Linked DNA regions of Homo sapiens: region 1 is linked to region 2. A link is a contact called in ENCODE Hi-C or POLR2A ChIA-PET data. All regions are on one chromosome and are shown on one strand. The core of a region is the stretch at or near the end of the contact, and the rest is flanking DNA. Distances in the headings are between cores, read along the strand shown.

Evidence for each region. Hi-C counts contacts between places; a loop is a spot of excess contacts on that map. ChIA-PET counts read pairs that join two places held with the same protein, here RNA polymerase II (POLR2A).
Region 1: a loop to region 2 is called in a map of HepG2, with 2.9 times the contacts of the local background. The contact joins two enhancer-like sites. A Hi-C loop is called at or near these places in 2 of 168 maps with a recorded cell type or tissue (Caco-2 and HepG2). POLR2A ChIA-PET finds 5 or more read pairs at or near these places in 4 of 52 experiments (AG04450, H1, OCI-LY7 and 1 more).

The regions. Positions count from the first base shown.
Region 1 is chr4:183,152,962-183,157,480 of GRCh38, reverse strand. The region is part of intron 1 of WWC2 (WW and C2 domain containing 2); the gene reads right to left. Among named protein-coding and RNA genes, the nearest start is that of WWC2, 56 kb to the right of the region's middle. Within about 2 kb of position 2,565, at least 3 of the 41 ENCODE cell types and tissues checked have a DNase peak (open chromatin) inside an H3K27ac peak, as active enhancers do.
Region 2 is chr4:183,260,303-183,265,456 of GRCh38, reverse strand. It overlaps WWC2 (WW and C2 domain containing 2), which reads right to left. Exons shown (of 23, transcript NM_024949.6): 11 at 3,925-4,547; 12 at 350-479. Among named protein-coding and RNA genes, the nearest start is that of WWC2-AS1, 22 kb to the right of the region's middle. Within about 2 kb of position 3,381, at least 13 of the 41 ENCODE cell types and tissues checked have a DNase peak (open chromatin) inside an H3K27ac peak, as active enhancers do.

The sequences.
Region 1 (4,519 bases), core at 1,316-3,815, 110 kb after region 2:
TCCTTTCCCCTTCCCATTTCTGTAAAGCACCCAGTAAAACAACCACTAGAGGACACTGCCAGAAACCTGGCAGACATCCCTCAACAGGAGACCAAAGTTAGTATCACGGGGAATGGAACCAAGAGACATCATCATGTGCCCCCTGACATGGTATGTTGAGAAGGACACAGCGTACTTCAGCCAAAAATGCATAACCTGAATCTAATGTTTAAATATCAGACAAACACGAATTGAGGACCCAATTAAGTGATCTGTGTTCTTCAAAAATGTCAAATTTATGAAAAATAAAGAAAACTGAGAAAATCATCCAGATTAAAGGGGAACAAAAAGACATCACAACTACATAAAACAGGTGAGCCTGAATTGGATGTGGACCAGGGGAAAGAAGGCCCTATAAAGGACAGTAGGGGACAATCTTGCCCAATTTGAATAAATATATAGATCATTATAGTGTGATCAGGTAAGTGAATGCTATTGTTTTGGGGTAAAGGGTATCATATCTGCAATTTACTCTAACACAGTTCAGAACAAAAATTAATGAGTACGAGGGAAGAGATGTATGTGTGTGTATAAAGGGCGGGAAGGAAAGAGGGCGAGAGAGAGAATGACAATGCCAACATGGTAAAATATTAACATTTGAGGAATCTGGGTAAAGGGTAAATGAGAATTCTTTGTACTCTTTTTGCATCTATACTGTAAGTATGAAATTATTTCCAAATAAGAAAAAAGAGCAAAAGATAAATTGTACTTAGCTTTCCAATGTGTACTTTCTGATCAAGTCCTTAATTCATTTACTGAGAACAGTGAGGTCACTGCAGAGTAGATGGGAGAATAAATGAAGAACAAAGGTGCCGGGCGTGGTGGCTCACACCTGTAATCCCAGCACTTTGGGAGGCCAAGGCAGGTGGATCCCCCAAGGTCAGGAGTTCGAAAACAGTCTGGCCAACATGGTGAAACCCCGTTTCTACTAAAAATACAAAAACTAGCCAGGCATGGTGGCATATGCCTGTAATCCCAGCTACTTGGGAGGCTGAGGCAGGAGAATCACTTGAACCCAGGAAGTGGAGGCTGCAGTCGAGATTGTGCCACTGCACTACAGCCTGAGCAACAGAGTGGGACTCCGTCTCAAAAAAAAAAAAAAAAAAAAGAACAAAGGGCCAGGCATGGTGGCTCACGCCTGTAATCCCAACACTTTAGGAGGCTGAGGTAGGCGGATCACCAGAGGTCAAGAGTTCGAGACCAACCTGGCCAACATGGCAAAACCCCATCTCTACTAAAAATACAAAAATTAGCCAGGTGTGGTAGCGGCACCTGTAATCCGAGCTACTCAAGAGGCTGAGGCAGGAGAATAGCTTGAACCTGGGATGTGGAGGTTGCAATGGGCCGAGATCACGCCACTGTACTCCAATCTGGGCGGCAGAGCAAGATTCCGTCTCAAAAAAGAAAAAAAAAAGGAAAGAAAGAAAAAAACAACACAACGGAATTGGCAAATCACAAGTGACATCATCACATCATCTTAAAATCTCAATTCAGAAAACTTGAAAAATATTATAAACTTGTGAAGTAATCAGGCTCTGTAAAACAGACTGAAAAATCCTGATTTAAACCACCAACCTTGACAGACAGAACCGGAAAAAGGTACTACTATTTCTTCTTAAGGGGTGTCTTGGCTCAATGACTCTGAGTAGATTCTCTGTTAGCATAAGGCACTCACGTACAGAAAAGGACTGAGTGAAAAGTCAGCATTACTGTATATGACATTTTCTTAAAGTACATCTTATGACTTTAAAGTACATGTAGTCCAACCAACTGCTAACAGGGAGAATAATGGAGTGACTCTTAACATAATCTCATTCCAATACCAGCACTCTACACAGACACCTTTTTCACCCCTATACCATTATAGTATTGTCCAAATTCGTCTCCTCCCTCCAGTCACTCTACCTTTCAACCTCTCCAGCAACACTCTTCCAGATTCTTCATTCTAAAATACCCCTTCCACGTCACACTCCTTTAGCAAAACCCTTCAAAAGATATTTATAACATAAAGAATCAGGTTCAAGTTTCTTACTCTCAATATCCAAGGCCTCCTATCATTTAGTCTTCAGCTTCTTTTCCAAACTACTTCTCTCATCTCCCTTCTGCCAAAACTGGCCACTATGTCTCCGCTGACCCCTAGCACTTTGCCTGCCGATCCTCAAAGCCAAATGTGGAGCCAGCTGACTGCAGGAAGCCTGTCCTCACCACGTCAACTAACTCTCTCTCTCTCTCTCTCTCTCTCTCTCTCTCTCCTCAGAAGATGAAGTCATTAGAACTTGCTGCAAATAAATAAGCAGTATGACAGCCCTACCAAGTTCTAACTTTTCTAATTTTTTCCTTCATGTTTGAATGTCAATTATCTAACTTGTGCCCACAATGTCCCTCCTTCCTCTCATTGTTTTTATTGCTCCTGCTTTGCAGGTACGCTAGCATGTGCTTATTCTATAATACAATGGGACAGAGCAGCTGCGAGAGCAAGGCGGTGTCAAAGGAATTTAGTGCTTAAAGAAGCATGAAAGCAAAACCAGCACTGAAGGATTGTTATCTGCGGTCTGAGAGAGGGGCCAGAGTCCAGGTTAGGCAGTAGAGCGGTTCTGAGCCCAACCCACAGGTGGGCATTGTGCTTGCAGCATACTGTCATTGGCTATACGGCATATCTACTATCCTCCTAGGCGCCACAACTGCAGATAGGGGAATGTGGGGGATGGCTGCAAGAGGGTGAAGGTTAGCAAATAATGCCACCATAGACAGAAGAGTGAGCTTCATCTTAATCCGGTTAAATTATTAAAATTTATAATGAGATAAATCCAAATTTGTGAAATGTTGCCATACCTTCAGACACAGTGGTAGAGTCTCTATGCAAGATGTAGCCATTTGGTTATAGAAATGGAGATCCTGCTGGTGAACACAGAAGTCCAACACCGGGGAAATCACAAGGTTGTGCCTGACCTTTTCCTCCTCATTCAGGACAAGGGCTTGAGGGTCATCACGAGATATTCCCTGGGGATCATGGCCTTCAGAAATGGCACATAACCCAAATACAGTTTTCACAACTTAAGGTCATCACACTAACACATGTTGAGCAGGTATCGCTGGATGCTCATAATAAGCCTTTGACTTAAGGTCCTTCTATAACCCCTACTGTACAGATAAGGAAACTGAGGCACAGAAAGATTAAGTAACTTGCCTGAAATCACACAGCCAGTGAAAGGCAGAGCCAGGATTCAAATGCAGGCAGTCTGCCTGTCTCCAGAGTCCATAATGAACTCAACTACTACAAAAACACAAATGTGCTTAAAAAGATCAAATAAGTTATGCTTTCTAAAAATTAACCCAGAAATTTAATATTTGAATTGCAGTTCCTTAAATGCAGCCTAATTTAAAAGGAACTAAATGATGAATTAGATTTGGGGTTTTTTTTTTTTTTTTTTTTTTTTTTGCTTTTTAAAGCCAGCAATTCACTGTTAAAAGAGCAAGTCCACTAATCATGACTGTTTGGGCCAGGCACAGTGGTTCATGCCTGTAATCCCAGCACTTTGGGAGGATGAGGTGGGTGACTGCTTGAGCTCAGGAGTTTAAGACAAGCCTGGGGGACATGGTGAAACCCCATCTCTATAAAAAATACAAAATTAGCTGGGCGTGATGGCACACACCTGTGGTCCCAGTTTCTCAGGAGCCTGAGGTCGGAAGATCACTTGAGCCCAGGAGATCAAGACTGCAGTGAGCCGTGATTGCGCCACTGCACTCCAACCTGGGTGACAGAAAAACCATGTCTTACCAAAAAAAAAAAAAAAAAGACTACTTCTAGGGCAATAATGTTTACTAAAAACTGACATTTCAATTATTAGTTAAAATAACACATTAGTATCGTATGAATATTTTTCTTTAATAACAATATTTTTTAAATGGCACACATTTTAAATGTTTAACTATTTTAGTTACACGTATGAATTATAGTGGCTTTTCAAACCAAAATGAAGTAAACACAAATTAAATCTTTAGAACATTTCAGCCAGATTACCAAATGTATCTGGAATGTGACACAGTCTTCACATTCCTTTACCTGAGAGGCAGTGAAGCAAAGAGGACTAAGTCTAGGCTTTGAAGCCCTACTTGAATCTCCTACTCTGTAATCTCAGATAAGGTATTTAATCTCTCTGAGCTTTGGTTCACTCAGTTATTAAATGGGTATAAATAACATCAACAGCCTAAAAGTCCCAAACATAAAAACATATAAGACCATGTGCAGTGGCTCACACCTGCAATGCCAGCACTTTAGAAGGCCAACGCAGGAGGATAGCTTGAGGCCAGGAGTTCAAGACCAGCTTAGGCAACATAAAGAAACTCTGTCTCTACAAAAACTATATATATTTTTTTAATTAGCTGGGTGTAGTGTGATGTACCTATAATCCCAGCTACTGCGGAGGCTGAGACAGGAGGATCACTTGAGCCCAGGGATTCAAGGCTGCAGTAAGCTGTG
Region 2 (5,154 bases), core at 2,132-4,631:
GAAATATACCACACCCTTGAGACATTTCAGACTTTCAGAAATACACGTGAGAAGCTTCATGTGCCAAACAGGGTCTGGTGAATTCTTCCAATATTCCCACTAAATTCAAGGTTTTTAAATTCTAAAGAGGGTCAATTGCCTCTGGGTACACCAATCTGTTTATCGATAATTTCCATGGCTAAGTCATTTTTGATATACTGAACTTTTCAGGCACACCACTTCTTTAACGGCTAAAGTCCTTACTAAGCCAAAGAGCGGACTAATGGTAGCAGTCCATTTACAGCATATAACCCACATCCACGGCGATGGAGATTCGCTGGAGCTAAAAGCGCCCCTGCTGAATCCTTACTGTTTCACGAAAGCTTCATAGACCCCACTGTCTCCAGCCACAGACTCATCAGACACAGCAGCCGACACACAAGTGGTTTTCTCCCCAAGCAAGTGGATCACTCTTCTTTTTGGTAATGATTTTTCCACATCTATGGAGGGGAGGGTGAGAGCACTAATCAGAATGTCTTATTTGGAAAAGTTAAGTATTAAATACATACATAGTTTGGTCATGAGCAATCCAAAATAAGATTTCCTTCTGGGAGTCAAGGATGTTAATATTCAAATCTACAGCTGTAAACAACTCAAGGCACTATGACTTATAAGATTCCTGGGACGCCAGTTTTTTCAGTCATTACTTGGAAGAGAATATGGTTTTTCTTTGTCCTGAAATATTTTAAGGGAAGGGATGAATTACACAAATTCTCATTGGTCCTTAGTCTCTTTCTTTCAAGCATTCACTGCAGTGTTCATATATTCAGGAATAGGAAATGATCTATCTCCCTCAAGTGACATTTCTATCACAGAGAGAGCTTCTAGCTACTCAATGGATAAGTTTCCACCTCTTTTGGTCTCCCCTTCTCTCCACATGCCATATCCTACATCTCCTGTGCTACTATTCTAACAGAAATAAAGAAAAAATGTCTTTGACTCACAGGAACTCCTCACCAGCCAATACCATTAAAAAACTTTTTGTGCTACTGAATCTTTAGTACCAATGACCACTTAACTTTTATCTCGAACTCATATTCATACACCAGCATCCTGCAGTGAGCAAGGAACATTCATTTAAGGCTGTGCTCTGTACTGTAATGAGCTGCAAGCCTGTGGTGCTCTTTCATCCTCCAGTGAGTGAGAGTGAGCGCAGGGATCTGTATTGGTATGCATTTTGGCCCCCTTCTGAGCCGTGACTTTACATCTTGTGAAGATGTTTAAGTTTTAAGGCTTCAGATTACAGGATTGATTGCTGCATTTTCCACTTTATTTCTGGCAGTGGGAATGCTTTTTCCTTGATGATGAAGTGCCTTCTCTCCGCCCACCCCCCTTTGTGAAGGGTGAAGGTGATGACATGATTTATTGATTACCCCCAGGAATAACCACAGCAGCCTGAAATTGACTTTGACAATGACAGTGACTGACTGCGGAAGGCCTTTGCAGTTATTCCAACGTGGTTGGTGTCATCCAGCAGGGACTGGCACTGGACAGCAAAGTTTACGTAAAAGGGACTTGACTTTACCTGCCTAAGCCTCTAGAGCACTGAGGGAGATGACAAACGTCCCTGATAGGGAGCCACCACCCCACATGCAGGGCAGACGTCCCCTGAAAAAAAGTGCTGGTGACTTGAAGATAATTCATCTTTCCTTTTTTTGAGACAAGGTCTCACTCCTGTCACCTAGGCTGGAGTGCAGTGGTGCAATCTCAGCTCGTCGCAGCCTTGACATCCTCCTGCCTCAGCCTCCTGGGACTACAGATGTCTACCACCATGCCCAGCTAATTTGTGAGAATTAGCCTTTATGGTTAAATATACGCTTTCACTTGTTTTCAGACATGCAACTGAATATTATCTGCAATCAAAGCTCTTGGATGTATTTTCTCTTAGGGTAACTTTTTAACAGCAGTTTTCTAATATATGCATTTAAAAAGTTAAAAACTGTTTCACAAAGGTTCAGAGATACTGTCTCCATCCACAAACTTTTCAGACACAGCAAGACCCAAGTGTCAGGAGCAAGGCATGGGCCAACCAGACACACTTGCAAGACAGGACTCCCAGACCTCAGGGTTACTGGGTGGGTGACAGACTTTAGGCAACTTTTTCCCTCATCACTCTCTCCCCTCTTCTCCAGCATCCAGCCTCACTTACTGCCCCTCCAAATTGGCTGAATGTTAGAAGTGGTCACTAGATACCACTCCAAATACAGGAAGAGCAAAACTACCTTGAAAGGTCAAAAGATGTAAGTTCAAAGCACAGGAAGGAACGCTGGCACAGAACATTCCATTTTCTTCTCTTTCTTCTTCTCATAGCTTTCCATGGTTTACAGTAAGAACTGTGTTTAGCCAGAGTTTATTACTTATCATCATCACTGTCACAGAGTACTAATAATTACCATGAACTGTGTGCTGAGTGCCAGACACGGTTAAGTGCTTCACATGTTATCACTGCATTAAATCCTTCAGCCTGACACAAGGATTACTGTAGCAACCCCATTTTGCAGATAAGGAATCATAATCCTGAGAGATTGGGTAGTGTGCTTACCCAAACACGTTGGTGACTAAAATGTGAGTGGAGGCTTGGCTGGTTCCAGGAGTGGTATGCACCCCCTAACACACACACACACACGCACGCACGCACGCACACACACCGTACTCCTTCCCAGAAGCAGTGGTGAAGGCCCCACGCGGCTTTCTGTTTTGTTGGGGCCATTATGTACACACACCATTCCCCTGGTTATTTTCTTTGTGGTTATTTCCATAACCTGCTACTTGTAGCTTTGACATCTCCCCAGGAGAGGGCGCACAAACCACACAAATGTCTCATGGGCCCTCCCACAGGCCCAGGCCACTGACAGGGCACAGCACTTGGCTCTTCAGTATTTGAAACCGTAGAAACAAGGTGGATTTGTCAATGTCTTTACATATCTGAATTGGCCAATCAATTACTCAGAATTCTTAGGACCATACATACAAATAAAAATGCTTCTGGGAACAGGAAGAGAGCACTTCTAAAGAGCCCTGCCCTGTTTTGTGTGGTCAGTAAAACATGTAGCTGTGAACAGGACAGCTGTAGATGAGCACTGGGGCTTTTATTTCACATTTTGTCTCAAGCTAGCTCTGGAACAGATCATCCTCCTCAGACCAACAGTGATCATCTGCCAACAAGGGAAACATCTTGTGCTCTTTACAATCATATCTAACATATTCAAAGTTCCTGCTTTGCAAAGGAAAACAAACAAACAAACAAAAAAATGATATTTTTCCTGTTTCTGTCTTTTTGAATACAAATGCAGGCCTAAGAACTACAATCTCTAGTAATCCCTTCCCGGGGCTGCAACTGTTAACCTGGCCAGAAGGTGGCAGGGTAATACCATACACTGCAACCTGCTGTTTTAAATTAACTTTTCGCCAGAAAAGGAGTCTGGCTTGAAACAAAAACTGTATTTATATAGAATTCCCTGAACAATCTAAACACTGAACCTTGGTACTAATTAGCTACTATGTTAATTGCCTTGGTTTTAATCTGTTTTAGGCCAACTTTTAAAAGAAAATCCTCTTCTTTGCCTTGCTATTTCAGAACTGGAATCTACTTGGAAATATGTTCACAACATATGTTCCCAGTCAGCTACCACACACAGAGTGTCTCTGGACAACTGAGCAGGTACTAAATGATTAAGTCTACTAAATAGGGAAGGTAATTTTTATTTGATAATGAAAAATATCTAGGTATATAAATAAAAGCTCCTTCTTAAATGAAGCCAAAACGATTACTCAAAAGAAAGAGAAGGGGAATCATACCCTTTGTTTATATGGAAAAATAATGCTCCAATCATTCTCCTTAAAATCACTAACAGGGAATACATGAAAGCAAAGGGCTGCATTTACCTGCAGTTCCTTCATATAATGGCTCCCTAGCACATTCATTAAGGTCTTTATCCTCTGAAAGAGACTGGGAGGCTCCTCCTGAATCAGAATCCAGCAAAATCTGATTTTCGATGAGGCTGATATCTGCAAAATGGCTACTCAACTCACAGTCTTCAAAGTCAGCAGTGAACTGATGGAGAGAGGCATCATGAGAAGAAGACATGGGAAACGTGCCTTCCAAAACCAAGGGAGAGCCTGGAGGAGACAAGGAGGAAAGGGAGGACCTCGAGGACAGGGAGGCCACAGACTTCGGGGCCTCAGCCAGTGGAGGAGTGTGGCCTGTTGCTGCAGCTGCCACTCCACAGAGTCCACTCTGGCCAGGCTGGCTAGGGGACTTGACCACCTCGTTTTCATGGATGGTGGTGATGGGTCCAGAAGGAATGTAACCGCTTTTCTCTTGCAGAAGGAAGTCCAGTTTATACTGATAATCCACATCTATCTGATCACTTTGACTGCTGTAATAGAGTTCGGTGGAACTGAGGGAGTTGAGTGACCCTCTGCTGGAGGTGTTCAGAGAGCCCCGACTCGATGCCAGGGAACCCAGGCTGCTCCCAGATGACATGGACAGGGTGCTGGCAGAGAGGCTGAAAGACAAAAAGCACACACCATAAAATCTGTTACAAAATGGAAAACCTAATCACAATCTCTACTGGCTCCTTCAGATCTGCAGAGGGAAGAAACCTGCTAAAGAATGGAATCAATGGCCAGGGACAGAGGAACTCCCTATATTACGGCCGTGTGTCAGTTAACGACCTGGTCTAGTTCTGAGAAATGCATGGTTAGGTGATTTCATCACTGTGCAAACATCACAGAGTGTACTTACACAAACCTAGACGGTACAGCCTACTGCACACCCAAGCTATGTGGTATAGCCTATTGCTCCCAGGCTACGAACCTGCACAGCAGTTGCTGTTCTGAATACTGTAGGCAATTATAACACAATGGTAGTATTTGTGTATCTAAACATAGCTAAACTAGAAAAAGCACAGTAAAAATACAGTATTACAATCTTACGGGACCACCATCATATATGCAGTCTGCCCTTGACCAAAAAGTCATCATGTGGCACCTAACTGTATACCATGTCTATGCTTCTTCGTTAACCTTTTCAGCCTTGCTCTCCAAATACTCTTTAAGTAGCAAATCTATTCTTATTAAACATTATCCTCCTTTTGCAAAAATAAAAGGAAT